Regions from separate parts of the Homo sapiens genome. Here region 1 is linked to region 2. A link is a contact called in ENCODE Hi-C data. All regions are on one chromosome and are shown on one strand. The core of a region is the stretch at or near the end of the contact, and the rest is flanking DNA. Distances in the headings are between cores, read along the strand shown. Region 1 overlaps ABTB2 (ankyrin repeat and BTB domain containing 2). Region 2 overlaps EHF (ETS homologous factor).

Region 1 (2,700 bases), core at 26-2,525, 400 kb after region 2:
AGATGGCACTCTCCCCCTGTGACTGAGGAGGGCTGGTTAAGCAGTGGTCATTATCAGCTGCCTGGATGCTCCAAAGACACCTATTCCTAAAGGGAAGTCAGCCCCAAGCCAGGGAAGAGATGGGGCCAGTCCAAAGAAAAGGCTGATAGGAAGTGGGGAGATGCGATGGTTCAGGAAGAGGCTCGTGCATCTGGCCTCCTCGCTGTCACTCCTGCCACGGCTTTCCCAGGCATGGAGTCGTGGGGCTCTGGCCAGCTCTGGTGTGGGGGCTCATGCTGTGTCAGGTGACTTCCTTTCAGCTCAGCCTCATGAACCCCTGGAGCATGAACTCCGAACCACCATCCGGGCCTTGCTGTGAGTTTTGCAGCTTTCATGAAACTCTCCTCTTCCCTGGGATTGCAAGCCCCTGGGTGGAGGGGATGGGAGTGGGGTGGGGCTGACTTTGGCAGCTTAGATCCCTGAGTGCCCTAAACACTGTGACTCCCAGGATGGGACTGGGTGAGGAAAGTCTCCTCCACTGGCTGCAGATTTCCAGTGAGCACAAGAGGAAAACAATACCAGGAATGATTTGGATCTTTTTCTATCGTTCAAGCTCCTGTTTTTTTAGTCTGCGGTGAATCACTCCTCATGTCTCTGTAGATAGCCTCACATTCTGCTTTAGTTGTTTCCTGAGGAACAGTTGTGTCCTCCACTCCATTTTAACTTTCTTTACTGTAATTCCTTATATCTGTGTAGTGCTCTGACTTGAAGAACATACTCACCTTTTTGCATTGCACCTGGTCCCAGCAAATAAAAAAAAGTTCAGGAGTCTTACACAAATGCACGTCAGATAATGAGAGAAAGTAAAGAACCCTCCATGTACTCTCTTATAGCTCAGAGAGTGCGCGGCTTCCCCCAGCATAGCTGACATCCTGCTGGGCATGGCATGGACACCGGTCAACAGTTGGCCCAGGGGAAGGAGGAGGACAGGGTCCCTTTAACAGAGCCAGCCACCCTAGCATTTCACTGGTGCCTGAGACAGTGTCGGGAGCTGTGTTTCTGGCTGTATTTCTCTGTGTGGTCCCCCTTTGGAGATGAGCCCCGCCTCTTCCCCTGGGGCTGTCACTCAGCCAGAGCAGAATCAGTGTCAGCGCTGTCTGAGCAGGCTCCTTGCCTGTCACTAAGGCATGATTCACAGCTGAGTGATGCCCTCTGAAATCAGGGTGCAGAGCCCACGCCCATGGGCAGCCTCACCCGCTCTATTTTGGTGTTGGTTGTCACAGAATATGGGAGGAGCCATTCTCCTTGCCTCTGAGAGGCTCCTCCTACTTCCCCTTTACAACAGCCAGGCCAGCCCCTATTAAGAAGCCAGGGTAGAAGATTTATCTCTTAGCCCACCAGCTTCTACCTGCCAACTCCATGGGTGTAGCCTGAGAGATCAGAAGGAGGAGTAAATATAGGGGTAAAAACACATGTTTGATGGCAGACAGACCTGGATGTGAGTCTTGCTTTGCCTTTAACTAGCTGTGCTTCCTTGGGCAAGTTACTTAACCTCTCTGAACCTCGGTTTTCTCATATGTAAAATGGCAATGATGGTTTCTACCCCCCTAGTTATTCTGAGGATTAAATAGGCAGAAGGTAATTTGCAAAGTGCCTTACACACCTGGTAGGATCTCAGTAATGGCAACTTTAGCTTTATTAGAGGGAGCAGAGCATTTGTAGCCGCAGAAAGAAGTTTGGGGTTGGTGCTCTCTCTCTCAGGGAGGGAAACTTAGTGAAGGCTTCTGAGGATTGGGAGGAATTGCTCTGGAGACTAGAATGATGAAGCGTCTTTCTGCCATGTCTGTTCACTTTCCACATGCATCGCTCCTCTTTCAGGATGAAGTTTTATCTCTGTTTCTGCAGAAAGCTTATCCTAGGGTTTGTTTGAAAAATTGTTGCAGTTGGCCACAACCCTGCCATTTGATGTCAATAAATTCCACTTGTTTTCTCCCATGAGAAACTAAGCTATTTGGGCAAGGAAGGAAGAGATTTCAAGATTCACATTTATCGTCACTTTGTTGAGCAAGTATTTATTGCATATGCACTACATGCCAGACATCTTCATGGGTGCTGGGGATGATTCCCTGGCCCTACAGATTGCAGTCTGGTTGTACTAGAGGACTCTTATGGCCCCTTAAGAAGAACTGGGGAGTCTTCATTTGCCCCTGCTCTTGCACTGAAACCTTCAATGTCTACTTATTGCCAGAAGATACAAGGTCCTTAATGCCTAGATACCCTCAGCCTCCATCTACCTTGCCAGCCTTCCCTCCTCTGTGCTCTTAGAACACCCAGCTCTCCAAGACCCCTGTTCTTTCAGTTCCAAGGCAGCTTGTGCTTTTCTGCCTTGGCTCCTCCCTAGAATCCCAACTCCTATCAATCTTTGCCTGAGTTTCCCAGCTCTATCTTCCAGGACCAGCTCAAGGTGTCACCAGATCCCCAGGGATGCTTTTATAGTCACTGAGCACCATTGGGGTTATTCTGCCAGAGCCATGTAGACCACTCTATACCAGCAAGGTCTCATTTCACAGCCAGGCCACAAGCTTTGTGAGAACAGGACTGTGAACTGGGCTTCTTCAGCCCTCCTGATGTTATAGAGTGATGGATGCTGAAGAAATATTTACTTAGCTAGGCATGGTGGCACATCTGTAGTCCCAGCCACTCAGAAGCTGTGGCAGGAGG
Region 2 (2,700 bases), core at 199-2,698:
AGCCATTGAAAGATTTAGATCATTGAAAAATTTGTGGTTTTTTTTTTTTAGCATAATAGAAAAATGTAAACATTTATAACAAAGGAAGATGACTTTTAAGCCAGAGGAGTGCCCTTTTTTGGCATGCAAAGTTACATTTTAATCAGCCTGACAAAGGCGCCATTGAGTGGCCCAAGCTCAATACAGAGGGCCACAGTGGACTATGGAAACACAGATTAGTTTAACAAATGACTCATTATGGCAACCTCTGCGACTATTACCAAAGAGGAGATGATGGAGGCGGACCTGGGAAATAAAAATTCTTCTCAGAAAGAAAACTAAATGATCTAGCCGTGTGTGTGTGAGTGTGAGTGTGTGTGTGTATATGTGTGTGTGTGTGTGTGTGTGTGTATTGGGAGGACCAAAGTAGATCTTACAAAGACTCTCACACTCAAAAATCAGCCAATTTTAATACAAAGTAGTCCCTAAATACAAGCCAATTATTTTAAGAAATTGGGCCAGTAAAACTGATCTCTTTCATGTGCCCTTCCTAAACTAGGGTCCACTGACCCAGTGTGGCCTTCAAGGGCCCCTGGACTGACTGAAACCATATATGAAGGGAGAGGGTTCACAGCATCCATTCAATTATCAGGAGAAGCCTATTATTCAAAAAAGCTATGAACTGCCAGCCATTAGCTCCTAATTAAATTGGTTAAGAAAAAAAAGCTACTGTTTATTGAGCACTTACTATGTACCAGGCACTGTACTAAGCACTTTAAATGAATCACTTTATTTAATTCACACAATAACTCTATGACACAGGTACTAATATGATCCACAGTTTTCAGCTGTGGAGGATCTGAGAAACAGAGGGGTCAAATGACTTGACTAGAGTCACACAGCTGGAATGTGGAGCCAGGATATGAACACAAACAGTTTGAATCCAGAAGCTTTACTCATAACCATGATTCTATGTCATTTCCAGAAATGGTGGCCGGCACATAATCTCCCTTTGCACATAACAGATTTCACACAAGCCTTTCTTGCCAAGAATCAGGTTCACTTCTGTAATGCTCTTGTTAGTAGAAAAGATAATTTCAATCTGACAATTCTATATTTCCCAACGTTCATGGGCCCTTTCAACCATCTTATCACCCAGCTAATCAAGACTCAGTGTTCCCAGCAATTTCTCGAAACGTCATGGCAGGATGGAGAGAGGGATTTAATAAGACCTCAGTAAACAAGAAACCTCTCATCCTGGTTAAGAATTTCTCTCCTGGCATTGTCACTAGCAGGGCCTGCACCTGACTTGGGTTTCTCTGAAATCCGAGAGGACAAATTCACAGGAAATGCAAGGAGACTTCACTCTCCCTCCCTGTAGGTTGCAGGGTGAGGTTGCAACATCCCATCAGGATGTGACAATATTGCGACAGGTCTGGCATCCACCCCGGTTTCCAAGTGATACATCACTCTGACAGGGCCACGTTGTACTGCAGACAAAGAGTGGCATTTACCCAGCAGGCCACAAGCAAAGCTCATTTTCAAATGACATCCAGGAGGGATGCAGGGCCATTATTTCAGAGCCAGGAGTTGAATTCAGAAAAATACAAGAGTCTCTCAGTATATTGGCCTCAATTATTGTTTGTGGGTTCCTAGTTGATCTAGAATCAGTTACTTCAGAGTTCAGGTGCCTTTGTGAATAAGACGAAAACCTTGGACCCTCTCCTCAGAAAAAAATGCACATATATGTACACATGAAATTTTGTCAACAATTTCAGGGGGCTGTGGCCCATGCAGCAGTCCATGGACTCTAAAACCTCTACACTAGATAAACCATGAGGAAATATTCTTTGAGTTGTCAGCCGTTTACCCAAGCTAGGCTCCACCCAGCTAGGAACGTTCTTTTTTTAATCCCCAAATAAAAATCTTTCCATCATCATAAAGGGGAATAAGCAGTCAAAGGCAAAAGAAGAACCTAATTTCTTCCAGACCTCTCTGCCTGTTGCAGTGTGCAGGGGTAAGCCGTGGAATCACTGGCCTGCTTTACCACTGATATCTTTTGATCTTTAACCTCTCTTTAATATGTGTCCTTCTTCTGCCCTAGGATAAAAGTCAAGACCTTTGAAGTTAGCCATGTGGTTAAGTGATTCATTCTTATAAAATAATGGCTTGCCCTGGAGAAGTTGTCCAGCCTGGCTTTCTCTTGCTTGGCTCCCAGGCACTCCAGGCCAAGGTCCTATCCAGTCCAGGCAGGGGCAGCAACAAGCCACAGGTTTGTGATGCAAGTGAGAGAGCGTGACTTCAGCTAAGCTGCTTCGCAAGAAGCAAAGATTAGAAGCATTTGCATATGATTCAGCTGTGAGCCATTTCTTTACGGGATATACAAATTTCAGTGTTCTAATAGACCGTGCCACCCTAGCTTTAGGCTCAACAAGTCAGTGGATAAACACATCAAGCCCGAGCTGGCATGACAGGCTGGAGGACTGTCGAGCAGAACAGGACACCGGCAGCGGGCATTTTATGAAATGGGCAGATGACAGAGAAATCAAAACAAAGCCTATTTCCCCACCTGCGTTTATCACAGAGGGCATCAGTTTACGCTGGGCCTCGCCTTAGCTCAGCTGGTAACTAGCATTAAAACATAGAAAGATATTTCACTGCATTCAATTACATGGGAGCTCGAAAAATAAAGACTCAGGCAAATGACCAAGGTTTTTCCGG

What was found. Hi-C counts contacts between places; a loop is a spot of excess contacts on that map. Pooled maps may share reads with other maps.
Region 1: a loop to region 2 is called in a map of naive thymus-derived CD4-positive, alpha-beta T cell, with 10 times the contacts of the local background. The contact joins two enhancer-like sites. A Hi-C loop is called at or near these places in 2 of 168 maps with a recorded cell type or tissue (CD8-positive, alpha-beta T cell and naive thymus-derived CD4-positive, alpha-beta T cell), 7 of 37 single-sample maps with no recorded cell type and 12 of 50 pooled maps.

Annotation. Positions count from the first base shown.
Region 1 is chr11:34,249,751-34,252,450 of GRCh38, reverse strand. All of the region lies in intron 1 of ABTB2 (ankyrin repeat and BTB domain containing 2), which reads left to right. Among named protein-coding and RNA genes, the nearest start is that of ABTB2, 110 kb to the left of the region's middle. RefSeq lists a silencer at 975-1,269. Within about 2 kb of position 1,275, at least 13 of the 41 ENCODE cell types and tissues checked have a DNase peak (open chromatin) inside an H3K27ac peak, as active enhancers do.
Region 2 is chr11:34,653,744-34,656,443 of GRCh38, reverse strand. All of the region lies in intron 6 of EHF (ETS homologous factor), which reads right to left. Among named protein-coding and RNA genes, the nearest start is that of EHF, 34 kb to the right of the region's middle. Within about 2 kb of position 1,448, at least 21 of the 41 ENCODE cell types and tissues checked have a DNase peak (open chromatin) inside an H3K27ac peak, as active enhancers do.